5 separate regions of the Mus musculus genome follow, and all the other regions are linked to region 2. The links are chromatin loops, found by intact Hi-C in ENCODE. Cell type or tissue: heart. All regions are shown on one strand. Links, peaks and the distances in the headings refer to the core of each region. The heading gives the core; the rest is flanking DNA.

Region 1 (6,532 bases), core at 895-5,894, 100 kb after region 2:
GTCAGTAAAGAGCTATGCTGTGGATATGCCAAAACAAGGGTCTGTTTAAAGACAGGGTAACGAGCCTTCACACATATAACTTATTTTCAGAGAGTATGTCCCAAGACTCTGAGTGGATGGATACCTGCATTAAAAAATACTGAATCTTACATATACTATGCTATCCTCTATGCATACATACTGATGATAATGTTTTTTGTTTTTGTTTTTGTTTTTGTTTTTCGAGACAGGGTTTCTCTGTAGCCCTGGCTGTCCTGGAACTCACTTTGTAGACCAGGCTGGCCTCGAACTCAGAAATCCACCTGCCTCTGCCTCCCAAGTGCTGGGATTAAAGGTGTGCGCCACCACGCCCAGCGATAATGTTTAATTTACAGATTAGGGACAGCAAAGATTAAGGATAAAAACTAGTAAGATACTTATAGTGACATTCTGTAATAAAATATTTGTTAAGGTAGTCTCACATAAATCTTCTTGTACTGTACTTTTCTTAGCATGTGATAGGAAATCACACAATGACTACACAATATGGAGAAAGTAATAGTGCCTGGCTAAACACACTGCAATACTAGATAGGTGATGAGACAGCCTGCACTGTAGTAGGTAGCAGATACAGCACAGATACATTGCCTGGATAAAAGAATGAGTCACACCTTCTTGGGACAGTGTAAGATTTTATCATGCTACAGAATGGCATGAAAACCTATGCACTATTTCTGAAATTATCAGTTTAATATTTTCAGACTGCAACTGATTGTGAAAAACCGACTGAGGAAAGTAAAATCTGAGACTGGGTACTTCTTTAAAATGATATCTTGTATGGAGTATTCATGATATCACATATTCTTCTAAGTGCTTAACATGTATTAATTCATACATATTCTTCACAAGTAATACTCATCTTCATTTTACAAGTGAGGAAAGGGAAGCAGAGAATGATCAAATAGTTTGCCATATCACATAGCTAATAACAGGCAGGGGGAAACGAATTTAGATGGATAGCTTCAGGCCCATTTTTAACCTTTATGAGTGTGGATATTATATACTTTGACACTTGAATTCCCTTTTGAGTCTGTTAACTTTAATCACTTATGAAAAACTATTTCACAGGCAGCCAAAATGGTATAGAATTATTAAAGTGCTTTCACAATCAAATTTTAGGATAAGATGACTAACTCTAGGACATCTCAGAAACCTCTAGTATCTAATCTATTGTTTCCCAACAATGAATCTCTAAGCTTTATTATTCTTTGTAAGTACTCCTAAGTACCATTTTTTATGTTTAGCATAATGCCTGACACTTGCTAGTTCCTTTCCACAGAATGGATGTTTTATTCACACGAGTATACATTAAAGCAGTTCTGCTATCTCTCAAATTCTGAATACAATCACTCAGTAGCTATATGAATACTGAATGAACACCATGCAATATAGAAACAAGGTAAACTGGATGGTTTCTGCTCTTCCCAGGTCATAGTTATAAAATAATGTATCAAGTATTTTTCTGGAGATATCACCAAAGTTCTAAAGGATCAAATAGTCTGGCTAACTGGATGGTGGTGATTTGATGTGCAAAGGCAGAAGTACCTTTTTCCAGTCAGAGAGCAGAAAACAATTTATACAGGACTAGAATTCAGAGTTTACATGGAAAGGTAATGAAAGTAATTAAGAGATGAAAAATGAATCAGGAGCTGGATAAAGAAAAGTCTTATTAGCAGTGCAAGCAACAACAATAAATAAAGCCACATTATCATGATGCGTTAACAGTAGAGTGGTAAGATCAAACTTCAGAACTACAGTGGTTATCATTTCTAGAAAGCACAATCCAACTTTCAAATGAAACCTCATGCAAACTTCCATACTAAAAACTAATCAAGGGCTGGTAAGATGGCTCTTAAGAGCACCGACTGCTCTTCTGAAGGTCCTGAGTTCAAATCCCAGCAACCACATGATGGCTGACAACCAGGTGCAATGGGATCTGATGTCCTCTTCTGGAGTGTCTGAAGACAGCTACAGTGTACTCATATAAAATAAATAAATTAATCTTAAAAAAAAAACACTAATCGAAATAGGAATGCAGTCATTAAGACTGGAGAATGTACTATAGAGTACAGGGTAAGAAAACAATAGGCTAAAACCAAACATTAAAAAGCACCATTTAACATATACTAAGAATTACAAAACAAACCTACAGGCAGAATTTTTTCCTCTAGATAAAATATTTATAGAAAAATTATTTCAGTGTATGTGACCAATGGCTTCTATCACAGCTACTGAAAGGAGACAGAGATACACAAGGCATAAATTAAATCCTTCAGTACATCATTTGAGTAATACTTACAATATTATTATATTGCACCACAATATAATCTGTAAACTGTTCCTTTTCTGTGATTATAAAGAATCTACAAAATTCTATATATTAGATTGGCTTACAGGTTTTATTAGACATTTTATAATTAGGAAGTCTAACAAGTATTACTCAAATTTCTGAGTTTGCATACACACACCTTAATCAAAAACATTATCAAAAGTATTTTAAAATTTTTCATTATAGTATTACATTATAATAATTTCATTATAAATTTATTTGAAAGCCAGGCGTGGTGGCGCACGCCTTTAATTCCAGCACTTGGGAGGCAGAGGCAGGCAGATTTCTGAGTTCAAGGCCAACCTGGTCTACAAAGTGAGTTCCAGGACATCCAAGGCTATACAGAGAAACCATGTCTCGAAAAACCAAAACAAAACCAAAAACCAAAACAAAACAAAATTTATTTGAAAAAGAGAACTATATTATAACAAAAACAATTCATTTCACATGTTCCAATGAATTAGCCATTTAGGCTTAGGTTTAATACATTACTCTTTCTACTTCTTTTTAAATATAAAAGTCTGAGGATCAACATAACCATTAAGAAGAAAATAATGTGTTCTTTTAGAAAAGTTTCTGTTTATGAATCAAACTAAAAACATATTTTGAAAATAGTATCATAGAACCAAAATACAACCATCCCTCACATGTAAAGTCAAAACAAAGTGGTCCCAGCTTCACATACTAATCTAAATATTCAATTAGGTTTCAGAGAACAACCTCTATCTCCTTAAGCTCAAGATTTTAGGGGTCCTTTGAAAAGTCCATAGACAAAATTTATATGAATATAAATATGTATTTTCCCCTAGTTTATAGAACCACAGTAACCATTCAATTTAGAGTATCATCTGAATAAACTATATTAATTAAATTTGAAACCATTTTCCAGAAGGAATGGCTGGGAGAAAATAAAAACGACAGTTGCTCTTTTCAAATGAACATTCTACTGTTCTTACAGACAGGATGATCACTTGATGAATGGAGTTTGGAAACATAAATATTTAATAGTGAAAGAAAACTTTTAGAAGAAAGAAAACACAATTTCCACAATACTTATAGCAACACCTCTTAACTGTTAGATTTCTGCAGGTTATAAATAAACTGAAAAGGTCCATAGAGTAGTTTGGCCCCACAGGTTTGAATGAAACATTTTATGCTTAGCAAGTGTTATTCAACTTGAATTTACATGCACTGTTTTGAACCTTTGATTACATTTTCCAGAAAACAACACTGGGAAACTGAAAAATTATGTGACATTTAAAAAGTGACACTGAATTAAATGATTCAATTGAGATGATAAATCAGTCTTAATTTCCAATTAAAATTTCTAATTATTACTGCTATTCTCACACATCCTGGCATAAACATTTTTTAAATGAAGTAATATTCCTACTTTATTGACTTTATCTAAAAAGAAATGTTCTCACTAATCATAAATCTAATGTAATATTTTACCTCATGTTCTGAAATTAATAATCCTTTAAGATAGTCCCTTGAGATTAAAAAAAGAAAAACATTTCTTTTAATACCACCTATTTTTCAATCTTCATTTTAGTCAATTTTTTAACTGAGAAATTAACAATCTGTGTACATACATAAATCAATTCTATATCATACAAGCTGTTTCGTTAATCTTTATAATATTCAAATCTGCTAAAAGGAATAAAGCTGTGCCCAGTATCCTGAAGTTGTATTAAAATAATTCACTTCCTGATGCACTTACAGAAATAAAATGCTAAGTGCTCTTAGGGCATTTTTATTTTTAGCACGTGCCTATGCTTAGTTTCCCCTTCAGTTCCCTTCTATTAAGGGTTCTTGAGATTGCAGGGTGATGAGGTATCACACCCAGGGCAAGCATGCAGTGTAAAGAATGGATCTGCATTAGTTTTCTCCCGGGACATTTATGGCTATTTCCTCCTCTTGCTTCTTTTCCCAATATAAAGGCTAAGCTGATCTGTATCTGTAGGTCAAATTCTTTTATTTTTTTCCTTCGAGACAGGGTTTCTCCGTGTAGCCCTGGCTGTCCTAGAACTCACTCTGTAGACCAGGCTGGCCTTAAAGTCAGAAATCCGCCTGCCTCTGCCTCCCAAGTGCTAGGATCAAAGGCGTGGGCCACCATTGCCCGGCTTGTAAGTCAAATTCTTGTCAGATTAGTTTTAATTTTTTTTTACATAAACAAGCAAAACAGTATCAGAATTAAAGTCGCCATGCTATTGCACCAGACTTTTGCCATTCTAGTAACCAATTTAAGGCACCAATCTGATGAAAAAAAGAAAGAAAGAAGGAAAAATGTTCTCTTCAAAATTTAAAAATTACTTAGGAAAATCTAGCTTCTAGTTCTGAAGAGAGTGCACCCAGGGGAAATTTCAAGGTTACATTTTTACTGTGTGTGGACCTAGACCAAATCTATTTTGACTTTACTCATGTCTGGGTATAACCGATTGTTGGCCTCTGCTGCAGGACTACCTCCTAGTGAGAATCTTGCCACAAGGTGATTTTGAGACACCACTAACTACCTAGAGTGGGATTCTTGTCAAATCTATGGTAAAACTTGACTGAATAGTGAAACAATTTGAACTACGTTTCAATGTGACTCCTTAAATGGTACAGCTTAAATCAGATGACAAACTTTCCACTCATTAATTGATGCATGAAAATATGGACAATGAATTCAACTCTGTCCCCAGGTAATGTGTGATAGCCATATTCAAGGAAACATTCATAAGCCATGGAGATGCCAGAATTCTCTTACTAAATTGTCCAACAAACAAATTTCATAAGTCAAACAACATTTACTAAGTACTATTTAAGCAGACTTGAAGGTACCCTGCTCTGTAAAATTCTCATTGAACTAACAACTACTTAACTTGTTTTGTAACCTTAAACTTTAAAATATCCAATTTCTTAAAGTGGAGGACAGCTGCTTTCCTCTCCCCCTCTACCTCACTGCAGCATTACTGTTTTCCTATTTCCCCTCAAGCAAGCTCGGAAAACTGTTAGCCCCTAACCAACTGTTCTTATATAGTAGAATATGCAAGCAACACCAGCAAATTTGAAACATAATTAAGTGGTTTTAAAGTATAAGCAGAAATGTACTTCATAAAAAAGTCACTTTATTTTTGGCATTGTTCACAATAAACACTCAAATAAAATGACTTTGGAAAATGGAGACATTATTATCTCAAGTTTCTTCCCCATGGGTCCTCATCACCTGGAGTAAAAGGTCCAAGAACTGTTGAGTTCCATAAACACGTGACTTCTGTGAAGTCAGCAAGGTCAATGAGCCTATACCAGGGGGTTATGTTGAATAAGGGCCACTGCCTCTATCTTTAGTTCCCTTTATGAAGAGTCAGGAAAACCAAACAAACAAAATTCCTTATATGTTACAGGAACTGTTTGGAGGTTGTGACAACTAATCACCCAACTACAGGATAGTATGCAGATCCTTGTCTGTAAGGGCCAGTGGAAGCAAGATTAGGAGGAGGTACAACACTGACTGCTGAGGAACAAGTAACAAGATGGCCTACTAACCTTCCCTTCCTTCTCCGAGAACCTCCAGGGCTGGGCTTCATGCCACACCACAGGGACTCAATTTCAGAGTGAGGGTTCTCCACTGAGAGAACTTTTTGAAAGTGACAATCATATATTCAGAATTAAAAGGAAAAGCACTCATATATCAGAAATGCTCAGGGTGAGAATCAAAACTTGAATTTACTAAGCCTTCTAACTTACATCAAATTTACAGAAGGGTGTCCTTCTGGCTGTTCCTTCACTATAACCCACTACACCTTTCACAAACCGGGGAGTCTTCTAAAGTTTAATATACACCTGGCACCTGTTTAGACTGGTTTTTACTGGGGGGGGGGGGGTGAGGCATCTCTTATCAATCTGAACACACTACACTGGAAATTTCCAAACTCCCAAATAAAGGCACACCAGGTCCGAGTGCGTGCCTGGTATTCTCAAAGTCATCTCCTGGAGAGCCGTTCATGTAGGAAAATCACTTTAATGTCTGAGAAGGAGGCAGGATCCATGCGCGCATTATGATCCTGCTAAAACTAAAAAGAAAGAAAAAACAAAACAAAACAAAACATGTATCCATGAAGAAAGGAAGGTCCGGATTAGCGACTGACAGTCCGAAAAGACCTGGGTTGGAAGAGTCCC
Region 2 (6,532 bases), core at 482-5,481:
AGGTGGGCATTCAAGCCTCTGACCCACTCTTCAGGGGGTAGCCAAGGGGCAGCCCTACCTGGGGGATTCCCGGAGCTACTTTGCTAAAGCCACCAGGGTTATGGGAGAGAGGGATGAGGGAAGAGGTTCCCAACACCTGTGAGAGTGAGTGCAGCGAGAGTGAGTGCAGTGGATCTTGACTGGAGCACAGGAAGGCCTTCTAACAGGAGATTAGATTTCTCATTAGGAGAAAGCCTGTCCCATCCTCTAAGCGCAATGGGCCTTGATGACCAGAGACATTCTATGGTTTTAGAGCTGTATTATAGAAAGGCAGGGGGAAAGGGAGAAGGTAGAAAGGGGGTGGGGGGGGGGGAGAGAAGGCTAGAGAGAAAGAGAGTAAGAGGGAGAGAGAAGAGAGGAGAAGACAAAGAGAGAGGAAAGAGGGGGTGAGAGTGAGGGTTAAGAGAGGTAAGAGAGACAAATAAGAGAGTAAAAAGTAAGAGAGCAAGCAGGGGCTGAACAGCCCTTTTTATGGTCTTCACTGTTGCTAGGTAACTGGGGAGGAGTTTAGCCTGAAGGTCAGAAGCTTGGGTCATTGCCTATGTGACTTCTAACCATGCTTCTCTTGTGGGGGATGGGGGGGGGGAGTAACTTAGGCAGGGGCCAGAGTTCCAGGAGCATAAAGGAACACCTACAGTGTTTTGTAGGTGAATTATCACCATTTCTGGGGTTCAGACCTCAGCTCAACTGGAGACCAGCCTGTCTGTGCATCGCCCAATGCCCCACACTCCCTATGCTCTTTGGCTCCAGGTTCCTCTCCTTATGGTGAGACAATGTCACCTTCCTATCCAGAGGGCCTGCAGCTTTGTCCACTATCCTCTGAGGCAAGGTCCCCACCTACTCATCTGGTTTCTATCCAGACAGGCTGGAACACAAAGGCACCAGATTCCAGAGGTCAATACGTTGCAATGCCAGTTGACCTAGAGTTAAAGGAAGGAGAATATTCTAAACCAGTTGGCAGAGGGGCATCTGAACTTCCATGTTCATCAAAAAAGTAATAAGAGCCCAGGTGAAGAAGCACCCTAAGTGTCCATGAGCGGATGAAGAGAGCGTGCAATGTGAGCACAGAGAATGGCTCTGCCTTTGTAGATAGGCAGGTGGAGCTGAAGCAACAGACCTCACAGATGGAGAGAACAGAATGGGGTCTGAGAGAAAGGGAGGCAGGGCACGAGGCAAGCCTCTATTAGCAAAACTATGTTTTCACGTTCTGTATGATATTCTGCATGGCATAGTGAACAGAATAAATAATGTATTTTTCACTTCAAAAACCCACTAAAAGAGTACATTTCAAATGTTCTCACCTCAAGAAATGATGACAAAAAAAGGTGCCAGACTGGATTAACCTAATTATTCCCCATTGTGCTCATAAATTGCAGGGCTGTGAGTGCCACAAGCACAGGTATAACTATCAACTTACGATTTTCAAAACTTTAAAAAGAACAAAGACAATTCTGCTACTCAACTTCAAGGCCCTGTTTGACATCGGTGTGCCAAGCATTGTCTTTTCAGAAGCAAATTCATTTGTTTTTATATTTTATGTTTTTTTAATTGTTTATTTATTTACATGAGTACACTGTAGCTGTCTTCAGACACACCAGAAGAGGGCACTGGATCCCATTATAGATGGTTGTAAGCCACCATGTATATTTTATGTTTTTTAAGCCAACTTTGAATCTACAATATATGTTTTAAAATGTTCACTATTCCCCACTCCAAAGTTACTTTTTTCCCCTTCAGAACAAAAAAAAAAAAAAAAATCATAATCATGTGGGATGCTTCTTGGAAAATTCTGTCTCGGAAAAAAAAAAAATTATAACCAAACTTCACCCCACCTTTCCATCCACACACACTTCCCAAAGCAAATGCATGGTGACAGTGTGTTGTTATGAAAACCATCTGGAGTGCCACCAGTGTGAGCAAGGTAGAGGCACAACACATGGGCCTCAAGCACAAGGGTCACAGCCCCTGCCTCAGGAGCTCTCAGGAGCTCTCAGAGTCTCTCAGGAGCGGCTCTCTCCAGCAAAGCTGTGAACAGTGAGAGACTGCCTCTGAAGGGAGTACCTGCCCCTGGAAAGTTTGACACGCTGAAAGCTTAACAACCCCAACAGGTGACAAGGGACAAACCATTAGGCTAAATCCCCCTCTATTAAACTGACCCATCTTGATAGAGAGGTTTTCAGGGGCAGCATGCATGAGACATCTATAAAAGAAAATGAGAGGAGGAGAAACAGTGTAATCACCCAACTCTGACTAGGCCTGCTCTGAGCAGCCACTAGATTCTCCTTCAAGACAGCGATAGCTGAGAAGCTGTTGTGTACACTACAAGGTGGGAAAAGAAAGAAGCAGAAACCTTTGCACCCAAAGCAAAAGATACCATGAAAAAGAGACCAACACAGAACAGAGCTGGAACACACACAGAACAGAGCTGGAACTGGGGCAATGACCACCCAGCCTGTTTACCACCCAAAGCCGCCTTTCCAACACCAAAACGGGAAATTTCCCAGAAACGAGCTGACAGAAATACATTTTGTTCAAACTATGAGCCTTCTTCACTTGTCATGGCTGGAAAACAGAAAGATAACCTGTTTGGGGCTTGTTGTGTGTCCCTTTGACCTATAGCCACTCTGTAGCACCAACACTAATTTCACAGATCAAGTGATAGGTTCCAAAGCTAAAGGTGGAGAGTAGTGGAGGTAAGCCCCAGGAACGTGAGTTTTCTGTCCCCTGTATGGATGGACCCAGGCTCCAGCAGGAAACCACAGTGACGTGTACAAATGATCAGCAGCTCCTTCACTCAGTCATTCAATAGAAGGTCACCCCTACTAAGAGCCTGTCTGAATTCCAGGGGACAGTGACAAAGGCCAAGCAAACATATGGTTCACATTGTTTTCCAAGCCAGAAGTCCGATCTCTTTAAAGCTCCACTGTCAGGAATCTGGGCTCTCAACTTTTCTCTTCTTCAGTGAATGACCAACTAAGAACAACCAGGAGACACTGGCAGCGACCCTCGGAAGTCAGGGTCCAAGAGTCTAAATTGGTGTCAATCACAGGCTAGAGGTCACAAGCTTAAGGTTAAGGGGAGTCACCAGGGGTTAAGTGAAAAGTCTACCCTTCCAATGAGACCAGCTAAAGCAGCTTCTGGCTAGACAGTCTGAGGGCTGCCTGGAGGAAGTGGCCTGGAGCCACTTCGTTCAAGCGCACGAGGACAATGCCCTACAGCACTGGGCCAAAGACAGAAGGCAAATGACTACTTGCATGGGACAGGGTCACCCGTGATAAAGCCCATCTCTCTCATTGGCCGCTCCCTCTGAAGGTCACTAGAGAAGGCTGGACTTGAAGCACGTCCTGGCTAAGAACACGGGGTTGATCACTGGGAAGGGGAAGTCATCTACTTTACGAAACTGTTGACTAAGCAAGAAGCCAACTCAAAGCTCACACAAACAGCGGCAGGCAACGGGACTCGAACACCTATGCAGCCAGACGCCCGCGGATGGCCGCTGGCGGGCGCCCTGGCACCGCCCACAGCCCTGGAAACTGCTCCCCAGGCGCGCAGGGCGCTCCCCTCGCTTGCTCTCCACCGCCTCCCTTTTTTTTCTTTCCTGCGGCAGGATCAAGCCAGCTTCCAAACGTGGGCCGCAGAACGCTGCGACGTCGGCGCTCCGCCCGCCCGTGGATCCCTCCGCCGGCCCGAGTCTGCGCGCGGCCTCCCCACTGCACACCACGAGCGGTTTCCCGCGCGGCGCCGCGCCCCACCCCCACCCCGCCGCGCCCCAACCCCCATCCCCGCTCACCTGCCGTCCGCGTCTCCATGGCAACGCCCCCACGGCGGAGGAAAAAAAAAGCCTCGGGCTCTTCCCGGCTCCCTCCCGGGCTGAGCGAGAAAGTCGGACACCCTGAGGAAACTTCGCTCTTTATTTTGATTTTTTTAGGGAAAGAGCCGGAGAGGTTATGGCGAATCTGCGGCATCCAACATGGCGGATGGAGTCTTCGCCCTCCTCTCCCCGGGGATCCGACGCCTACGTAGCGACGTCGGTCGCGGGGAACCGCCCTCGGCACGCAAGGCACAGTGCGCATGCTCGCGGCTACCCTAGGTGCCGGCCTCTCGTCCCGGCGTTCTGCGCGCTGTTTTGGGCCACGCCCGGGGCGGGACGCTGTGATCCTGGGACGTGGGAGTCAGGACCCGGAATGTCCTGAATCCTCTTCCGTGCGGGGACGGCTGCGAGTGGGCAGGCTAGTGCGCCCCTTTGCATACTAGCTTTTCCGGGGCTCAGTTTCCCAAGTTGCCGGTCGGGTTGACTAGGTGTAGTTGGCCCAGGCAGGCTCTCCCAGGGTCCGGGACGAGCCGGGTTGGAAGTGACAGTGCCTCGCACATCTTTTTTTTTTTTTTTTTTTTTTTTTTTTTTGGAAGCTCAGTGACCACCTTTCCGTTTTTTATGTTAGGAGCTTAGAGCCCCCTCCGCACGCTGCAGGAAGCGTCTGTTCCACGTAACTTTGATAGAATATATTTCTACCGACATCGAAGTCCCTTATCCCTACCTATCTTGGTCAGCTTTTTAGCATTCGAAACTGGGAATGAGTTTTAGAGTTGGCCAATTAAGTATATATATAATAATAACAGTCGTACTTGTGCTGGTAAAGCTATCTTTTAGAAAGGTTTTTAAATTAGCCATTGTAAAAAAGTACTCCACACATACAGAAACAAGAGAAAAATGTTAAAAGAAGCAGGACGGAAATGACCGGCGTCTGGGCAGCCCTGGTTTGTTTTTACAGTGCTGGTGAAATGCTGAGTATAGTCCTTCTGTAGTGTTTAGCTTGGAGTGCTCCTCAGACAGCTCTAGGTTCCTCTCTCTTACCCCCACAGGTCGAGGTCATGTGTTTATTACTTCTTCACATTCAGTTGCGCATAACTGTTTGCTACCCCTTTCTGCCATGGACTGAGTTTGCCGAGCGGAGAGAGGGTCCTGTCACAAAGGCCCCTGGGTCTTTTAGTCTTTGCCTACCCATCACAGATTTCATAGTAATGCTACTGAACGACTGAATGAGCTCATTCATTTTGTTCACTTTTTTAAAAACAAAAACCAGAAACGTTGACGTGCCTTTGGGCAGTGAACCTTAAGATGACTGGTCTAATTCTTCATTCTTCTGTTTAGTACATATTTAAAAACATCTTTATTTCAGTGGGCAGGTGAGCAAAGGACAGGTGTTCAGGAAGGTTGTGTAGCTTTTTTGAGATCACATAGACAGTCCATGAAGTGTGTGGCCCCACCTTTCCACAACCCACCAGATGCCGGTAGACACAATGTGAGGAGAATCAGGAAGTTGTTGCTTCACCTCCACTAACTTCTGCCTCAGGGAGGGCTGCGTGGCAGGGGAACAGTAACATCTTTCATTTGAAAATGAACTAACCAGAATGCTGCATTGATGTGATTTCCTTTTTAGAACTCCAAATATTTACACTAATTTTCTGTCAGGACATGTGAGTTGTGCTGGTTGCTGACAATACTGGTTTTGTGCTGGGCTGCCTTTCTTAAAAAGCAGCACTGAAATACTATTGATTGATTAGCAGGTGGGTCGATTGCTCTTGAATGTTGTAGCCAAAATCAGTTTTGGAAATGAAGCTAGTTAACATATATCTCAAAACTCAATGGCTCCCAAACAGTAAAGCCAAATTTTTTTTAAGAAGAAGAAGAAGAAAAAAAAAAAAACTGACTGTAGATGTGGTCTTGAGGGGGTGAGGGGTGGCTGTGATTTTTCTCCACTATTCCTTCCTTAAATCTACTCATTTTTTCAAAAAAGACTTATTGCATATCTTTTCCCAGGCTGGTCCCAAGAAGGAGGAAATTAGTAAGGAAAGGGACGGAAGGCAGTTTTGTGAATGGAGACACCACAGTTGCTTCCTCACCTTCTTGTGTGGCTCACACTTTCAGATGGGGACATGAGTGTGCACTTAGAAGGCAGAGGCTAGCTTTCAGTCTTCTCTATTGTTGTGTACCTCATGTTTTGAGATAGGGCCTCTTGCTGAACCTGAAACTCATTGTCTGACTAGCCTGGCTGGCCAATGAACCCCTAGGATCCTCCTGTCTCGCTCAGCACTAAGATCACAAGCCCACCACACCTAGCGTTTTTTAGAAGGTGCCTAGAATCCAAACTTAGGCCCTCATGTTTGGGCAAAAGAGCTTTACCCCTGAGCCATCTCCTTAGCCCTGACTGACATTTTTAATCTTTACATTTCTAGATGCCTTCAGTTAAGAGAGAAGAACTAATGGAATGAAATGGAAATCACTGAGAAGTTCATAATGAATATTCTCATGCTTTATTGGTTCCTAGAGGAGCTCGGTCCCAGCTTGCCCACTAGTGGTAGTCCACCTATCAAGAGGGCTCAGGGAGGAATCCGTGTCCAAATCTATGGACATGACATGCTATTTAGTTATATGAGAAATTTAGTGGCCTTGCATAATTAAATATATTTGTAGCAATATTAAATAATTATATCA
Region 3 (6,532 bases), core at 559-5,558, 160 kb after region 2:
AGGCTAGCCCACTATTTAGGAACTGGATAACAGTCATGGCCACAAGCAGAGCTGTTCAGGGCTCCACACTTGGGCACTGATACTAGATCTATGCCAGTCATTGAGGCTCTTTAGGCTCTCAACCAGTTGCAGATACTTTTGTATTTGGAAGCCTTGTGCTCAGGAATGCACACTGGAGTGTTTAGGAGCTCAGCTTCAGGTATCAAAAGCCGGCCCAATCATAAGCATGGTGCCTGGTTGTACTGGGTATACACTCAATATGCTATGAAGTCTCACATTGTCATGACCCTGGGCCTGTGAACATGTGAACCACACTATGACTCTGCATGTGTCTGTAGGTCCAAACCATGGCCAGAGGATGGTGCTACTGTCCAAGACAGGAAAGACAGGTGTCTAGTTAGTGATCAGGTTTCCCTACCACTGCTGTGCTGTCTGCATGTCACTGCTGCCCATTGCTGTTTGTCTTTCTCATTCATCTGTGCTACTGAAATTAGACAAAGTAAGGCCACTAAAGAGACGTCTTCATTGGATCTGACGTTGCAACATTAGGGAAGGCAACAGAGGAAAGTGTCCCTAGTCAGCCCAGCAAGTGAGCTATGTAGTAGCTTATTTACATAGCCTGAGAAGGGGTGTTTGCACCCGCCACCCATTTGTAAGTCACAGCCTTGCCTTTGGTATCAGTCACCATCAATAAGTCTTTTTGTTTTTAATTTTAACCAATCAAAGCCTTCCTTCCAGTCATTCTAATTCCTCCAGGGAAGGAACTCAAATAAATGCTATGCAGAGCGTTAAAACTGGCCAAAGTGGAAATGGTTCACCCAGGCTTGTGATTGCCAGATGTCTGGTACAAACTGCTTTAAACAGTCCTGGCAGGGTCTGTGCCTCGAGGAGCCAGGGAGGTCAGCTAGAATCTTTTCCATAGATACCTGTAGGCATCTGCATAGTATTCCGGATGGCTGCTGCTCTCATAGGGATGATCCAGTTGGCAGTTAGGCTGACAGGCTTCCTGCTTAGGGCAGCTCAAGTGGGGGGAGGGGGCCTCTAATAGATTCAAGGAAGTGAGATTATACTGTCCCCAACATCGTGTTTGCATATTTGAAAGCAAATGTCAGCGGGAATACTTGCAATATAAACTCAAAAACTTATCACTAACATGACCCAAGAGTCTTAGATTCCAGCAGTGCTTAAAATGTGCTTTTTACCTGCCCAGTGCTCAGGAAGAGAAGGAAAGTGCTTCAAGTGGTGTACTTTCTGGCTCTTAAATTCACCATTCTGGTTGGTCAGCCCAGCACTTCGCATAGGCCTCTCATCTTGGGACTGGTGCCAAATTCTTGGCAGCTCACCTCACCGAGGCAGGAAGGCCTGCAGTGGTAGGGGACAGGTTAGGAAGGGAGACATCATTTTAGGGGAAGTTGTGTTCTCATCCCAGATGCATCTGTTCAGCAGACCTGGGCCACCCTGGCCACTGGAACTCTTTCAGTCAACAGTATCACAGAACCCTTCTTCAGCTTGATTCTATCACCTAGCTGGCTAGCAACCGAGGCACAAGCTGATCGCATGCTAACTTGGGGTGTGGTTGGGAATGGCAGATATCTCTTTGGGGCTGGATAACAAGTAAAGCCTTTCAGACTTTGAAATTGAGATCAGAGCGTGGAACTGGAGCCAGCCACAGGATGGTGAAAAGAAGAGGCCCAGAGAGAGGAACCTATTTGTGCTGAGCCATGGGCTAGGAGGAGGAAAAGTGTGGTTCATGATAGAGACTGTGTGGTTGAGGTGTGGTGCATGGGATGGCTAGGGGAAGACCAGGTGAGACAGGAGGCCAGAAGGACCACGGAGAGCCTTGGAGGCCATGATGAGGAGGTAGTGTTTATTTCAGGTACATTAGGAGGTGGCTGGAAGTGGCTAGGAGCATGGTCTTTCTGATACAACCCCTCTGTGGTTGAAGCATCCTAGAATGTGCAGATCTCAAGGGCAAGGGCATGAGGCTTGGTACCTGGAGTCCTGGCAGGGCAGAGTAGCCAGCTCCACTACTCTTCACTCTAGTTCTCTCTGTGAGCAGGTTCAGGCACTGGGCATACACCAAGTATTCAGCACTTTATTAGTCACCGAGGGTGCTAAACAGTCTTATATACATCCTTGGCTTCAAGGAGTTCCCTGGCTCTGTCCATGAAAGGACAAGGAAACCATTGGCCCAGTTCTGGCCCACAGAAATATGAATGTTGGCTTCCCAATGGGGTAAAAGACATAGGCAAATCCAGCCTTCATGAAGGTGCATCAGAGACAAGCTACAGGACATGCTTAATTGCTTACTGGGAAATCTTAATTAAAACAGCACAAATAAGTGCAATGCAATAAAATCAATATTCACGAACAATTAAAATGTGTTTGCTCAGAGACAGTGACAGGAAAGAAGAGGGTTGGGGGGAGGGAAATGTGTCAAAGAAGGTGGAATGTTCCTTGGCGTGGTTTCTGGGACCCTTCTAGGAATATAGGGGAAAGGAGGAGAGCTCAGGTCAAGCTTAACATCCTTCTGCCTGTCTGTCACTCTGTCATCCTTTGTCCCAGTGTTGATAGCTTCGTCTTTAGTGAAGACTTCTGTGTGCAGAGCCCTTAGTCTAATCATCAGAAATGAGAAGTGCCCTTAAAAGACCTTACTGAAGACCTTCCTGGCAAAATAAGAAGACAAGACTAAACAAAGTATTTCTCTCTTAAATGCCAACGTGTGTTAAACTGCCCTCTAGTGGCTCCACACAGAATGTCACAGTCACAGGTCCCAACCACAAGTCCCCTTATTTGCTGCTCTGGATAGGTTGTCCCCTTTACACCTCTTTCCTGGCTGACACATCTGAAAGTTGTCAGGTAATGGCAGAAGGTTAGCAGTTAGAGAGAAAGATGTTAACTATGTATCACTCTCCATTCCATGTATCTACCTCTCCTGCAGTATGTTCCACATGCTTCCACTCACAGATACGCCTTTTCTCACCCGTATCAGCCTAAGGAAAACCCATGTCCTCACGTCCTAGCATCTGCAGTATCTGTGAGGGTTTGTCTGTCCACCCAGGCATCTGTGAGCATCAAGAAGGCAGAGTTGAGTTACCATCCCCCCCTCCCCCCCAGTTTTAAGAGCAGAAAGAAAGGGAATCAGAAAAGGTGTCCCACCATCCATGCCTTCAAAAGGGATTCACGTGGCACCATGCTCAGGGCAGGCATGGAAAATCACCTCTGGCTGCTATTGCTGCCCTACCACCACCCCCCCCCCCCCGAGTTCCTAGAATACTTCACTGCTTTGGTTTTCTGTGTCAAGGGAGAAAATAGTTCTTACGGTGTGGTGGACTGAGTAGGAGTTAGCTAAGTTACTGGGCATAATGCATGTTTCAGAGGGTCTAAAGTTTGAATCCTGCTGTTTCCTTTGCGAGTGGGACTTTTGGGATTATGATAAAATATCTGCTTCATAAGCTTGTGATTGTGATTAATTATGACAACCTGGATATAGGCTTAATGTAGTGTGTATCAAATTATGATAAAAGTACTTGCCATGAACAATGCCAGCACTATTGATGTTGATATTAATTTTATCAGCTCATTTACTTCTCTCACTGAGACACTGGCATAAATATTGCTTTTATCTACCACAGAAGGGAGAAGGCAAGACTCACAGAGGTCCAGTGCTTACTCAACTAATGAGGCAGAACCTGCTGCAGAGCTGTCATGCTGTTGCCTGGTGGATCTGTCTGAAAGACATGGACCATGAGGTCAGAGCTGTATGGCAAGTGTTTGGGGTACCATTATGCAAACAAAGTTAGCCCTGGGGGTGATGTTGAGAGATAAATTTCCCAAATGAACATGCCAGCTATTTGGAGTTGTTAGTTGTGATAGATAGGAGAGAGAATGAAGTAGAGGACCAATAAAGGAGACGGTCAGGTAATGAAGTACAAGACTACAATTTGGAGAGGAAAAAATGTTAAATAATTTATGTGTGTGTGTGTGTGTTTGTGTGTATAAAATTTTTAAAAAGTCAGTCATTTCCCACAACATAAAACTCATTCTTTTAATTTATGCAAATGATTTCTTCTTACTTTATTAGCAAAAATTCACATTGTTCTTGTTTAATATGCATTTTTGTTTCAAAATGAAAAACTATCACTCACTAGTCACTCCCTAACCCCCCACTTTTTGTCAAATCAGACACTCAATTTTAATGGTGCCCTTAGCAGGAAAGGATAAATCTCTATTCAGGGTTCTAGTATTTAGGCCCCTTCCAAGGAAATTTGGAAACAGAATTCAAACAGATGCATGCCAGCCGTCAAAGAATCTGTAAGTAGAGTAGGGAAATCAGGGAAAGAACTTCAGAGGATGAGGGTTGCCATGGAAACAGAGGTCAAAGTGCTATGGGAGCATGAGGGAACAGAGTAGGCAAAATTGAAATCATGCCTTTTTATTATTCTCTGTTTGGCATTGTTTTAGATTTTACAAAAAAGTTGCAAAACTAATTCAGGGAATTCTTGCATATTTGCATGGCTTCAATGCTGGAACCCTGACTGGAGTGATGGGGGATTGAGAGAATGACAGACACACAGACACACAGACACACAGATACACAGACAGACAGACAGAAAGACACAGAGAGGCTGGAATAAGTAGTCTGGGCTCTAAGATGGAGAAGTTGCAGTACACTGGAGGCACAGTGTGTTTATTATACACAGTTGAACGGGGAGGCAGGTTTATTGCAAAGAGGCAGGGTTTACAGTATACACTGAACAGAGGCAGGTTCAGCTGATCTCAGTAGGAGCATTCTCCATAGGAGAGAAATCTTAGGGAGAGGGAAAAGCTATATCAGACATTTTCTGCACTATCCATATCCGCACATAGACCACAGGAGGTCTCATCTGAGCATCTGCTAGGAAAAGCTTTGCTACTCTCATGGGTCTGAAGAACTGGGGTCTTTGTTTGTGTTTATGCCAACAGTACATATCCATGTGGGCTTCAGTCCCTCGCTACAGGGGATTACTGATACCGTCTTCGATGGCTCACCGGAGTGCTGTCTCACATTGCCTCACTCTTCTGCTCTCTCCCACATGGTACGCTCGCTTTCTGACCCAGTTGAGAATGAATTACAGAAACGATGCTCCCTTCTTCCTAATTACTTCATTATGTGATTCCTAAAATCAAAGGCATCCTTTTACATAGACCACAGCATAAAAGTCGACACTGGAGAATTTACAGTGAGATGAAATAATTATTGTCTTCCCCAGACTGTCACAAGAGCAGTCTCCATAGCAGACTAGAACCTTAGCTCACACCCTGCATTTGCTGCCACATGGCCAGCCTTCATTAGTCTGGGACACCTCCCAAGTTGTTTTTTTTTTTTTTTTTTTTTTGCCAAGGACAGTTTTGAAAATGGAAGGCAATTATTTTGTAGATTTTCCTTAGTTTGCCTGACATTTCCTTGTGGGGTCATGGTTCTTCTTGACAGAAAGACCACAGAAGTGATTTTTTTTCTTTGCGGCACACTGCACATTGTATAAGGAGGTACAAGGTGATCATTTTCCATGTAATCAGGAGAGTAACATTGATCAGAGGATTACGCCATTTCCTGCCAAGACCATCCACTCCAAAGTTACCACTCTGGTGAAAACTTAGGTAACAATCATACTACTTGCCAATTTGCCCCACAATGTTAGCATTTATTGATGAGTCTCACTTATAGATTCTGACTTGTGAGAGCTAACATTTCATGTCACTTTGTGTATTTTCTTTACTTAAAATGAACTTTCAGAGGAAGAAATTTCTGTGGCTATTTCCCGATGCTAAGAAAATCCGCACCTTCTTGTTCTATTTGGATGTTAAGATGTGGAGAGTGGGAGTTCGTAGGCAGTGCGTCAATCGTCACAAGGTCAGGAAAGCTTGTGTTTATGGTAAACATGGAGGACAGTTAAATGAAGGAACACAATTCTGTAAACATTCAAACGCACAGAGGTTCCTAAGCAAACACTCATTATCCCAAGGCCACAGGCCAATGACTCCCAGAATCATTAAAGAAGAATTATTGGAACAAATGTTTCTTGGTAAACAGGTATAAAGACAAAAGAAACCGAAAGCACACCTGCAGAAAAAGTACAAATTGGACATATATATATACAAATATGTAAACAAGGGGAAGCATTATGTCGTTTCCACACATACATGTAATGTCTGTAATGCCCATTTGATTATATTCACCCCATCATCTTTTCTTACACTTGTTCTCTTCATTTTTGCCTCCCTCTTCTATGACACTCCACTTTTCCTTCATGTACGGAACTTAGAACTCATATTTGGCATAGAAATATTATGTTTGTTGACTTTCTTCTTTATCTTTTTCTAAATAAATGATACAATTAATGCAGCACTTTAGACTTTACAAAGACTTAGGTTAACTGTGTTTTTGAGATCCCCCAAGGGCACTATTTGTGACTTCTAGATGAACAACGTTGGGTGTAGCCCAAAGTTGCATAAGGACTTAGGAAAACCCACTATCAGAGGTAACAAATCT
Region 4 (6,532 bases), core at 444-5,443, 140 kb after region 2:
GTGCTAGTAACAATTTTTAGAGCTACTATCTTAATTTTTTACTTGTGGGAGTGCTTTTCTTGCATGTATGTATGTATGTATGTATGTATGTATGTATGTATGTATACCATTGTGTGCCTACTGCACATAAAGATTAGAAACGAGCATTGGACCTCTTAGAACTAGAGTTTCAGGTGGTTGTGAGCTGCCAGGTGGTAACTGGAAACTGAACCTAGGTTCTTTCCAAGAGCAGGAAATGCTCTTAAATATGGAGTTCCAGCACCCAACCCCATAATCTTATTTCTGAAACAAGACAGAGAGAGACTTTTTTGTTTTTGTTTTTCGGTAGGAGTAGCATTTAGCTCTGGGTCTAACCTCTCTGCTTTAAGTAATCTTAACTGGAGAATACAGAATTTGGTTACTAGCTTCCAGCACAGGTAATAACAAGAAGGTGTTTTGTTGTCTTGATGGCCATTGCTTCTTGCCAATCTGTCTTTTAGAATCTCCACAGTGGGGTCGGGGTGGTTGGTGGGACAGGATCTAGGCATTTTCCTGAGCCTCAGGAAAGCTACACTTGTCCTCTCAATGGATGCCCTGCACTGGTAGACTGTGGCTTAGATGCTGTTCCTGCATCTTAAGTGAGGCTTCATTAAACGTCATGGGACAGGGCAGTGTGAGGTACCCAGCTATTTTAGGGTTCTGGCTCAGCATAGGAGTTTGAATCCCAGGTCTGCTTACTCTTTTTTCTTTTGACTGTGGAGGAATGTCTTCACTTGAATGGTACTTAGTCACCCAGTTAGGATGATTTGATGGGGTTTTTGGCCCCTACAACATAAATCACTTCCAGCTACTAGACTCCAAAGGCAGAGCTTTGAAGAAAGCGTCAGGTGCTAGGCGGTGTCAGTATTTCATCTGTTCCCACTGTCACATTACATTCATAAACAATTCTGAGATTCTCATTCTCCCCTACTCCCTCTTCAATCCTTCCTTTTCCATCTTCTTTCTTTCCTTTCTCGATCCCTCCCTCCCTCCCTCCCTCCCTCCCTCCCTCCCTCCCTCCCTCCCTCCCTCCCTCATCTTTCTAGTTCATTGTGCTAGGGGTGGCCGTCAAGGTTTCACATGTGCTAAGCAAGTGATGTATATACAAAGAACACATTACAGTCCTTGCATAGTCTTTCTTACATTTTCCTTAGCACTTTCCTTACCTTCTGTATTTATTTAATGTGATCAAAGCTTGAGTGCCTCTCTGTATAAGACCCTCTGCAGCGTTAACCTTGTTTTCTCATATCAACTCCTTTACTGCTATTGCCTTGGAGCTCTGTGGGTGAACCCAATGGAGGACCACTTCCCATATGCTTGAAATGAAATAGACCCAAGAGCCACTGTTGTTGTGGCTGCTAATGAGCCAAGGTTTGTAAATTGTTGGATACTCTGATTTTCTCCATTGACTTGTGGATAAATGATATCCAGCTACCCAATACTGGTGCTCTGTCAAATGCCATCAGACAGGTGCAATATCAGAGAGGTACTGGCACATGGCAGGCACTTAACAAGTGAAGCTGTGGCTTTAATTGTGATATTTATCACAGCACTTTCATTAGAAATAGAAATTAATCTATTTGTCTTCTGTCATTTGACTACTCATTATTTGACATAACTTTACCCACTCTCATCTTGGTTTCATCTCTTTTGTCCTTGAAATCCCTAAATCTTCAGTATAGAGTTTGGGGCACAGAGGTGATATTAGTAAGCACCGGCAAGACTGAGGCATGCCACTGTTCCTGTACTGGGTGGAGAATGGAGAAGCAGTCAGCCAAGTCACAGAGGACAAGGTGAAACAAGGTGAACACACCTAGCGATGGCATGCGTATTTAGAAAAAAACAGGGGTGGACTTATCAGTATACTGCATCCCTTACAAGGAATTTTTACAGACACACTTGAATGCTTTACATTCCCTAAAGGAGACATCCAATCATGTGCAGACACTTGATTGGATCGTCTAAAGGACTGTTTGTTTAATCTGAGAGGCTGGAGAATGAGGTGCTGAGTTTGGATGCAGGACTACTGAGGATTCCATTCTGTTATCCATGAAATGCAACACTTCCTTTCATTACTTTATACAAGAAATAAATAGATATTCATGACAAGTAGCATGTTTTTTTTCCAAGTTTGTTCTTTGCACCATACCTAGGCGGAGTAAGCTGTTGAATGTTATGCTAGTAAGGTATGTTGGAGTTGGGTGTGAATGTTCATCTTTATTTTTCATGTTGGAAGCAGGGGGTTCACACCCTAATTTCATATTTGGTTCTTTTAAGGAAGTTTTGAAACTGCTGGGGCTCAACCTGCATCTGAAGGCATTCTAAATTACCTAGTCTAGGGAGAGTTGGAGCCTGCCGTGGTCAGCTGCATGCAATGGTGTGCAGCATGTCATGGTCAGTTGGATATAATGGTTCATGGTCATGTGGCATGTGATGGTTAGCTATGTGCTATCCTCTGTTGCATATGAATCAGTGTCATTTGAGGCTTAGCTCCCTCTGGTGGTCTCCTGTGTATGATGCTCAGCTGCATTCAAAGGTTAGAAGCATGCAATAGCAGCATTGGGAGCATGATTGTCATATGAGGGTCAGCTACATGTAAGGATCAGCTGCATGTGACATTTACAGACATGCACTGGTCAGTGGCATGTGATAATCAGTATATGACATTAGCACTGTGGATGGTCACATGCTTGCAATGGTCACCTTCATTTGAAGACCTATGACATGAGATAGTCAGCAGGCATGTGATGACTCTGCTCCAGGATTCCACTGGTAGTCAGACATTACTATCTTGTAGTGAGGAAGAGAATCTGTAGTTACTGATTCATATTATTTGCTTCAGTCAGTGAGTGGCCTGGAGCGAGCTAGTTACTCCTTTCTTGCATCTTGGCTTTCTTATCTAAGACTAAGTTAAAGCAGTAGGTTAGAATATTAGAGTAGCAGTTTTATTCTTTTGAATCAAGGAACCAGACAAGGAGACTGGCCCTCTAGGAACATAAGTCTAAGTCTATGTGTATTATATAAAGTCTTGATAGTGTTTTAAGAGAGCCATGGCATCTTGGCTTGGTTAGGGCTCTGCTCATAGTGGAGTGGAGTAGGAAGCAATATGGCTCTCACACATCAAGGAGCTCATAAAAGCTAGAGGAACCTGTGTTTATCTCTCTGCTTAGAGATCTCAGCACAGGCTGACCAAGGAGCCACCCAAATTCAAAGGAATGACTTTCACTCATAGTTCTGGTAAAAGTCTGGTCCAGCACTCAGCCTCACAGCATAGTGGATGCTCAGCTGGACATATGCCTGCTACTAAAACATGGGATGGTAGGATGGGTGTCTCGGACTGGCCTCAGTTGATCCCCCTCAATACGTGGGAGAAATCAGGGTCCTGGTACAGGTGGGCAGGAGACAGCAAAAAGGGTGACAAACAGACACGGACACAGAGAGAGTGATGTATCTGAATGTAATTTTTCCAAGCAAGCACCAGACTTATAATACAGAATAAAAACAAGAAAGTTAGGCGAATACATCCGCCAAGGTACATCGAGATGCATATTGGTTCTTTACACAAAACAAAGAAAGTGCATACATAAAAGGCTAGGGGGAGCCAGGCAGTGTTTACAACTGAGATAGGAACAGCCCTGTTTTAAGATCAGCTAAACACAGGAGTCAGGTGAATGAATGGTCTGATGAAATGCTAGTCTATTGTTAAACCCACCACCAGGGCTCCTTTAGTAAATATCTGATTATGCTATTCCTCTGGGCCTAGTGAAAACATGCACCAGGGGAATTCCGTTTTACTAACCCTTTCATGAATAATACTTCAGTTCCTCCTAAAACCGCAACCCACCTTCTTCCTAGGCCATTGTAAATTCCTGTGTATGGGAGTGACTCCAGCAATTGTTCTAAGTATTTACTATGTAGACTAGCCCTGAGATTTCTAGCTCTATTCAAGTAAATTGTAATGCCTGATTACTTTTTTACTCTATTAGAGGTAATTTTGAATGTTACTGAATAGGTAACATTCTAACTGAATTCCAAGCTCAGGCTCTGCTCAAGGACGGCCTAGGACATTGGAACACTGGTGGAGGCTAATCTAATTTAGCTATATGTCAAAAATCAATCCTTAAAGGCACTTATAATAAAAGATACTGAAAGAAAGCACATAGATCCATACACCCGACTAATGCGGGGACAAGTTTGGAACATATGTGCTATGAGAATGGCAAGGTTCCAGGAGGCTAAGTTTCCGTGAAACTCTTTGCCGTGGGACTGCATCCAGGCTTTTAGGCCTGTCACTCAGACTTCACTGGAGTGAGTGTGGCAGATGGGCAGGCCTCATTTGAACTTCAGAGATAGATTACCATGGAGAGTTTCTTAAAAAGAGGAAAGAAAAGATATTAGTGTATTGTTACTGCCAGATGAACCCATTGGATTCTGGAAAAGTAAAGACTGCAGGCATCGGATCCGTGACATTTGGATCTCAAATTCTCCTCTCATGTCTATGTATTAAAGGGATACCTTTCCAGATTGGTATTGTTGGGAGATGGTGGAACCTTTCAGAAATTAAGCCTAGTGAGATGTTGTTAGGTCATTGAAAGAATGGTTTTGGAGGGGATTGTGGGACCCTCCTCCCATTTTTCACATGGCTTCTTGGCCACGAGGTGAACAGTGTTGGAATACACCCCTTCCATTGCTTTTAGGTAGCCTCAATGAAAGTTGGAAAAGCAATGGATCCACTTGAACATGGACTAGAGTCTCAGAATCCAAGAGCCAGAATAAACGTAAATTTATTGTCTGAAGTGTTCATTATATTTACAGGAAGCACTGTACTAACACATCTGTCTTACTTTAAAGACTGGGCATCTAAAAAAAAAAAGACTGGGCATCTATGAAACTGCAAGAAATATAGGCTCTTAAGGCCAATGTCTTTATCAATACTAATCAATACTAAAAGTGTATCATAATTGACAGGCATTACAACCCATAGATGCTATTATAAAATTTTTTTCTACATACTATTTTTGTAGTTACTGTGTAGAAGTAGTAACTCTACACAGTAACTCATCTGTGTTTAATTTTATTTTCCACTTGCTTCTAGTGTGCTGGCCGTATACTGAATTTGTCATTCCCATTTGTTTTGGTGGCAGTAATGAACCTTAAAGAGACTGGTAAAGTTGTTAAGGACACATAGAAGAAGCATCAGAGCTGAGATTCAAGCATAGGTTTCCCATTCCACAAACAATACTGTTTCCATGAACATACCTCCTGTGTCCTGCCATAGACTCTCTGTGCTTTGAGATACTTGCTCCATGGAGGACTCTTTAGCTGTGAGTGTTCCCTCCTTGATGGCTGCAGTGGAATTGCTTTCTTAGTCAGTGGCCTTGTAGTCCCTCTTCTCATTTGAAACAGGGTCGTTTTTGTTTGCTCAAAGTTGATCTTTTGATTTTAAAAGAGAGTACATCTCACGAATTCTGCTTTGCTCTTGAGTTTATGCTATCTATTTCATGTTATCTCCCATTATCTCAGATATAACCCTTACTCTGGAAGACCTCATCTGGAATATGAGTGTGACAGTCATGGCCATGTTCAGGAAATCCCCAGGGATTAATTTAAGGACTGTTGAATTTGGTGCCCTGAGGTATCTTGTGTTTTGAAATACTAAGACCAGGATAAATGACCTGTCCTTTTCAAAAGAGAGTGTAATTTCAAAAGCAGTGGGCCAGACTGCCAAAATGGTCACAAGTGTTGCCTGAACTTTCTAGGAAGTTATCTATTGGGTCTAGGACCTCTAGTGGTAATGTAACTCATTGCTTGGAGCAATAGAGATGGCCTAACTTCTAAAGGTGTTTGGAGGGTGGGCAAATCATGTCTTCTGAATGTATGAAGTAAAGGAATGGAATCAGTAACTTCCACAAATGGACCCTCTAACTATAATACATGGTAAAATAGATTGGCACATAGGAGCAACAACTTCTCTCAACAGGTTGCTTGGGTTTGGCCCCAATTATTGTGCCCCCTTTCTTATTATTATAGGTGGATTTAAGCAGTCATTGGCCATAACTCTAACATCTATTAGTCTACTTTGCTAATATTTTGATTGAGAAATCAGAAACTTATATTGGTTGAAAGACCAGTTGGTTGAAAGACTTTTAAGGCCTCCCATCTCCTGGCTTCTCTGATCCTTAGTCTCTGGGATTCTTTCCATTCAAATCTTACCTTAGCAAGACGATACCTAGATGGGGTGGAGAGATAGGTCAGTGGTTAAGAGCATCGTCTGCTTTTCCAGAGGTCCTGAGTTCAATTCCTAGCAACCATATGGTGGCTCACAACCATCTGTAATGAGTGTAATGAGATCTGATGTCCTCTTCTGGTATTTCTGAAGACAGTGACAGTGTACTCACATAGGTAAAATAAAAAAATCCTTAAAAAAAAGACAATACCTGGTCATAGACTAAAATACACCCAGGTGAAAACTTCATTAAGAAACAGAGACAGTCTTGAAATGCATTTGGCAGCT
Region 5 (6,532 bases), core at 623-5,622, 85 kb after region 2:
TCTGATTTTCTTTCATTAGGGCAGAATAATACACAACAAATGTTTCACACTAGACTAGCATTAACCCTGAAGCATCCAGGGATAACTAGACTAGGTAAGCAGAGGATGGTAGCTTTGTGCATAATGACTCCTCCTCTTTTAGCTTAGATTTGACTTACCATTTAAAAAAACACTTCAAATAATTTTTAAATAAGTAAACCATGTAGTTTTTATCCATGCCATTGAATTTTAACTTACACATCAAGGTTTTATGGAAAATAACCAATGCCACCTGGCCAAACAAAATAATTCTATTAACAGAAGACACATCACACTCTACCTTGGCACAGAGAACTTTATGGGCTCCTAGCAATATCTCTGTCCAAAAATGATCAACCAAGCTCTTCTCTTAAATTAGTCTTGCACACTACCTTTCTAACAAAGTAGTACTTAAATGGATCCATAATAAAAACTGGAAATGCAACTCAGCAGTAGGTCGCTTGCTTAGCATGTTCAAGAACACTAGGTTCAAACTCCAGCACCAATAAACAAGTAAATGGAAATATACTATTAGAATAAAATCATTATTAGAGTACTGTATATCAATATACACATTTTATACATATGGTATAAAACGCAGAATTATAAAGACATAATATCCATGTCTCCAGAAAGGCTACAATCTAATCCAGGAGAAGCATATAAGAAATCAGATTGGCAGGAACTGTATCTTCTGTTTTAAGTCTAAACTGAACCTAACTCAGCTTAATAGTAACGAAAATAATGTCTGCTGGGTATAGTGGTGTGTACCTTTAATGCCAGCATTAAGCGGGCAGAAAGCTGGTGGATCTCTAGAAAGCTGGTGGATCTCTAGGAGTTACAGGCCAACTAGAGCTACACAGTGAAACCCTCTCTCAAACAAACAAATAAACAAACAAACAAGCAAACAAACGTCTTAAGAAATAAAGCTAATAGTAACCCAAAGAAAAATGTAAGTGAGAAAACATTGTAAAAGTTAAAAAAAAAAAAAAAAACAACCAAAACCAAAAACCAAACCCAATCAATCAAAAACCTCAGTAAGTTATGAAATTACACTGGTTCACAATAATTTTTGTCTATGATAGAAAGCCTAGATTATTTAGTATTGTGGAGAGAAATAAAAATGGAAAACAATACAACTACTCCCAAGGCAGCTGGGAGCCAAGCAATAACCTAAAGCTATCAGGTAGCTTAGTTTAATCCACAAGGGCATACAGAACCATTAGCAGATGTTGTGAAGAGGTCTAGTGGTTTGGGATTTCCAGACTGAGAAGAACGCTCTGATTAAGATTAGTTTCATCACAGGAGGAGGAAGCAAACATTTACATACAAATTAAGTACAGGGAAACCTGAAATTCCTAGGTTGTAGACTGCTGGGTGGGTGGTAGACATGAATAACCTACAGAGTTTATAGGGAAGAAAGTTGGTTTTCAGGATTGTTAGGAAGTTAAACTCTAGCCTATTTGAAAAAGGTATAAAGGATAAACTTGTACTGACACGGCAAAAACAGTATTAAAACTTGTTTTAGACAGATCCTCTAAGGCCAGAAGAAGCATGTTTAGTCAGCTCCCAACATTAGAAGCTGCCAGCAGAAGCAAGCAGTAAATGAATGCTCCTCAAGATTTCTGATGCATCCCAGGCATTTCTCAGCATCCTCAGCTCCAATCCTTAGGCCAGATTGTCCAAAAGATGCATTCGAAGAGCCAGTAGCAGCAAACATCTGACTGAAAGCTTGGCTGTGGCTTACAGCTTCCAGTCGGGGATGTTTACAGACACAGACTTTCTGACAGCAAGCTACAAAGGAACAGAGCAAATGGTCAGTCATTGCTTCCGCTACCGACTTTCACAACTGCGGAGCTGAATGACAACTGTGACATCTTGGGGGGAAAAGACAAACAATAAAGTAAACAATACTAGTTAATAAGGGAAGATAGTAATGTCTCTTGAATTATCTAATTAGAAAAGATTCAATACAAACTTTTCTATGTTACTCCACATGGACACATTTTTCTACCAGATGTATATGTTTTCTTTCTTCTCCACAAATCCAGAATTTCAAAATTAATAATAAATAACAATCTAAAAAGTAGATTGACCATACATCTCAGTTTTCCCAGACAGTCCTAAGTGATAGTACTATTAGAATTGAAGTTTCTCATTAACCAAACTGTCTTAATTTAGACACAAGTTTTGCTGGCAGTAACTCTATGCTGAGAAAGATTCTAATATCTTCCTCCCTATCCTTAGCTGAACTAGGTTAGGAATGTGGGCCATGGAAATGAACTAAGTGGGTAAGAAGAGGAACAATACCCGCCTTGGCTTTGCTTACAAAACAACACCGAAACATTTTGCTTTTGTTTCTTCTATTAGTTTCCTGAAAGAGAAAAGAAAGATTAAGTGATAATAGTAAATTTGTACTTTATAGATTAACTTTAATCTGAGACATATAAATTAACTTAAAAAATTAAAGTCTATTGAAGCAATTAAGTTTACAAAAAGCCAGTGATTTCTAAGAAATACAGTCATACACAAGCATCTACACCACACAAGAATAAACATTCAACAAGCTAATGCAAATCTAAAACATTACAAACTTCCTAAATACATACTACAAAGTAAAAGATTCTAACCACTGAAAATGCCCTGTAACATTGGTGTACTGGTGTACCCAAGTACATTATTACAACTTTCTTTAAACAACTTTTCCCTTTGTCTTTAGTTTATATTTTATAAACAATTAAGAAGAGTTTGCCAGATAATCTTTTCTTTAGAGTTATGAAGGGATTTTTGTCGCAATGCCATCTTTATAAAATGCTGAAAGAAGTTTATCTGACCAAAGCTTATTATAGTAGCACCATTTTATGTAAATAAACAGTTATTTAGAAGACATTTTGCTGCATCTCATGTTCATTTAGCACAACAGCAGTAACTGTCCCAGTAGGACCTTCCAACAAAAATCTTTTGACCAGGTTTACAGAACTGTATGTGAATTGCCTCCTATACAATAGGCATCAACCAAATCCAATCAGAAAGCAATTGATTACTCCCATAACAGATTTGCCACTATTACATAAGTAGGCTCATTTTCCCTAGTTAGCTGCTACTGTTGTACACAGGATTCATAGCTGAGTATGAATGTTGATAAGCTTCTCCCATCAGCCTGTGTAGTACCTCCCAGCACTATGGAGGCTAGCCAGCAATAAGTTTCCAGCCAAGTTCCAAACTATTTTCTCTAAGTCCTATGACCAAGGCATGTGGTATCTTCAGCATTTCTGGCAGGTAACCAACAGCAGTGGTGACTGGGTGTATTGCTTGGGGGCCTTGGGCTCCTCTGACTAACAGTGCATTACTCTTCTTAATGTCAGAAGTAGTAGCACGTTACTTTTCCATTTACCAATACTTTGCAAAAATAGAAAAACATACAGGCATGCATGTCCAAACAAAAATGTTTAGTGGAACAGTATTGCTGTGCATCAAACTGTAGGTTTTCATAAAGTCAATTTGTCAAAATGCTCACATAGATATATACTATACCACATTTGCCACAACTTCTCTTGTACAATGTAGAAAATAATTTAGATACCTTAATAGAACTAACATGTAACAATCCATAATGAAGATATTTTCAACACCATTGTTTTATGTTTGTTTTTTAAAGATTTATTTATTTATTATATGTAAGTACACTGTAGCTGTCTTCAGACACCCCAGAAGAGGGCATCAGATCTCATTACAGATGGTTGTGAGACACCATGTGGTTGCTGGGATTTGAACTCAAGACTCTGGAAGAGCAGTCAGTGCTTTTAACTGCTGAGCCATCTCTCCAGCCCAAAACAATTGTTATAAGAAACTGTTATGGTTTCTATATGCCTCTCAAAGTTAATGTGTTTGAAAACCGCTAGAGGTAATAATGGTGAGGTCTATAAGGGGTGACAAATAACTACAGGGTCTTTCCTTAATGAACAGAGTAATGCTAACACATAGGAAATGGGTGAATTATGTGGAGAAGGATCCTTGATACAGTATAAATCCATCCCATCTCCCCACTATATGCTGCCCACTACCTCTCTGCACCTCTGTTCTTTACTCTGCCATCAGAGGATACACTGTGAAGTTTTACCAGATACTGGTCTTTGAGTCACAACTTCTCAACTTCAGAATTATGAGAAATAATGACATTAAAGAAAGGGCTGTAAGGCACTGGATGGAAGAGAAATAACTGTACTTACTAGAAGAGGAGAGGAGAAGGGGCTTTTTTTTTTTTTTTTTTTTTTTTTTTTAAGTTCTGTTAAGGCCAGGATGGTGTTTGGATGGGGAAAAAAAAAAAATCTAAGTGATCATCAATTCACCAGTAGTTTCAAAACAAGAAGACGTGACAAGTAAGGAATAAATAGCAGCAAAATGAAGACTATCCTAAGTACATTTTAAACAAACTTCACTAAATGATAGCATGATGCTTGAAGACTGGGACTACAACTGTAGACATCTCTTTGATGTAGGAGCTGCAAAGGGCACTCACAGAGAACCATTTCCAGCAATACAAGGGGTAACTGGGAAGTCTATGGTGTCAATCAGTATATCAATGGGAAATTTGTATCATTTCTAGCAAGGAAAATAGTACAAGCTTCAATAACCAAAGCACGCTTACTCCAGTTCATACACAAGCACTCTTAGCTGACAGAATTGCAGAACAACAATGTTCTCAGAAAAGACAGGCCTGTGTTGTATGTCTCTCTTGGCTTCCTAAAATGACTACCAAAGCCACAACCAGAGACTCTCGGGGCGATCTTCTGAAAGTCTGTTCTCAGAAGGCAGTGCTCTATAGATAGTAATTAAGAATCCACCCGAGCTTTACAATTTGACAGAACTAGGCCGAACATTTAACTTTGGGACTTTGGGAAAATGACTATTTTTCTGTGACTCTTTTACCATTTGTAAAATCCCTTAAGGTACCTATCTTACTGAGTTATTGCCAGAAATGACTAACATAATGTAAAGCTCAATGGCAGGTAAATGGCCAGTATAAAATAAATGGAAATAAAAATCATCCTTTACTTTATTCATGTGGCTCTTATAATTTTGAATTGTTTGTATTTCACTTTTTAAAAGTCTTTCAAGATCTAGTTCAAATGTCAAATTGTTTACAAAAACATCACTACAACCAGCAACTTGAAAAATAACAGACATGTATCCATTAAAAAAAAAGAGTAATAATCTGTACTCTTTGTATACTTACTGGTTCATATACATTAACTTGCTCAATCCCCAACACTATGACAGGAATTGCATCATCCTATTTTTGTAAATAAAAGGCACCTGTGCAGAGCCCGCCCACAGAGCCTGGTTCCAGAGTCTGTTCCTGTACCACCGCTGTGCCACCTGTACTGTTAACTGAGAAGGATGATTAGTTATTGCACAGAGCTCTTCTACAACCTGGCACTTTCAAGTGTAGTATGGAAGGAGGTGCCTTAAACATCAAGTCTTCCCTTTGTCTACCTTATTTACCCTTTGTAGAAAGTACATCCACCGTTCCACACCTTTTCCACATGAAATAAGGGAGTGACAGTCATATAATTTGTGTTCATCATATTTTAGACTAGTAACTTGAGTCTAATTTTCTCAGTTAAAATTCTAAAACTCTAGCTCTCTTCTTCCTAAAAGAGAAAGAGAAAGAGAAAGATGAATAACAGCTTTATCCTCACATGACCCCAGGGAAGGATAATGTCAGATCACCTGCCATATTAGACTGTCAAAAATGGCTGTCATTAATATTTTGTGCAGATGTAATATAGTTGTCAGGAATCAACTAATATTCTCAACAATGTATGCCATATTTACAGATTTTGGTCTTATGGATACTTAAATTCAGAAAGTCTTTTGTAGATAAAAGATATTATTTCAAAAAAGGCAGACTCTGGAGTACGGAAATGGGCTCTAAAAAATACAAATGTGAACATTCTTTGTATGGAAGACAGGAAGTATCTTTCCTTTTGATTAAAACTTTACAAAACAGACTTAAGAGCTAAAATAAAACACACCAGGTCAAGAGCTAATGTTTAAGTTTTATAGAAAATTCTAAGCTCTTGAAAGACACAGGCTTAGAAGGAGGCTATGGTCCCTCCCTAATTGCAGCAGCACTCCCTTATGTTGTTTTCTGAATTTCTGCTGTCTTTAAGATTCTGACTAGAAACCAACAATGAACTTCATTTCATGTGCTAGTTTTTTTCAGGGTTAGGCATGCCATAAAGTTAAAATGCACAAATTAACAAGCAAAAAGATCACTGTCCCTATGTTACCTTTTGAAATTATTTAAAAAACCAAGAATTAGCTTGGTCTTTTGGCATGGGCCTGTAATCCTAGGTACTTGGGAGGATGGGGCAAGAGGAGTTCAAAGCCAGGCTGGGCAACTTCATGAGACCCTGTTTAAAAGAATAAAGACGACGGGGTATAATTTAATAGTAGAGCCAATCCTGCCCCATGTCATCTCACCCTTGCCCTGTGTGTGTGTGTTGAG

The links. Peaks named below come from ENCODE experiments on the same cell type or tissue, not always from the same donor. Only the 100,000 strongest peaks of a DNase experiment are listed, where the experiment ranks them.
Region 1: a loop joins it to region 2, with 5 times the contacts of the local background. A loop is called at or near these places in 28 of 42 quality-filtered maps.
Region 3: a loop joins it to region 2, with 3 times the contacts of the local background. A loop is called at or near these places in 15 of 42 quality-filtered maps.
Region 4: it touches region 2 in a loop (3-fold over the local background); 6 of 42 quality-filtered maps call a loop at or near these places.
Region 5: a loop joins it to region 2, with 2.8 times the contacts of the local background. A loop is called at or near these places in 10 of 42 quality-filtered maps.

What each region holds. Positions count from the first base shown.
Region 1 is chr15:68,355,538-68,362,069 of GRCm38, forward strand. No RefSeq gene overlaps it. Among named protein-coding and RNA genes, the nearest start is that of Mir30d, 18 kb to the left of the region's middle. In heart, for the core only: no CTCF peak of the experiment used is centred there; no DNase peak of the experiment used is centred there; H3K4me3 peaks cover 451 bases; H3K27ac peaks cover 662 bases.
Region 2 is chr15:68,254,839-68,261,370 of GRCm38, forward strand. It overlaps Zfat (zinc finger and AT hook domain containing), which reads right to left and starts at 4,018. Exons shown (of 16, transcript NM_001145888.1): 1 at 3,830-4,018. The coding sequence starts at 3,848. In heart, for the core only: CTCF peaks have their summits at 1,628 (motif pointing right) and 3,535; DNase peaks (open chromatin) are centred at 3,733 and 4,093; H3K4me3 peaks cover 2,247 bases; H3K27ac peaks cover 2,863 bases.
Region 3 is chr15:68,412,971-68,419,502 of GRCm38, forward strand. No RefSeq gene overlaps it. Among named protein-coding and RNA genes, the nearest start is that of Mir30d, 75 kb to the left of the region's middle. In heart, for the core only: a CTCF peak has its summit at 2,743 (motif pointing left); no DNase peak of the experiment used is centred there; H3K27me3 peaks cover 478 bases.
Region 4 is chr15:68,392,475-68,399,006 of GRCm38, forward strand. No RefSeq gene overlaps it. Among named protein-coding and RNA genes, the nearest start is that of Mir30d, 54 kb to the left of the region's middle. In heart, for the core only: a CTCF peak has its summit at 2,524 (motif pointing left); no DNase peak of the experiment used is centred there.
Region 5 is chr15:68,339,490-68,346,021 of GRCm38, forward strand. It overlaps Mir30d (microRNA 30d), which reads right to left and starts at 1,800; the gene lies at 1,719-1,800. In heart, for the core only: a CTCF peak has its summit at 3,328; a DNase peak (open chromatin) is centred at 3,262.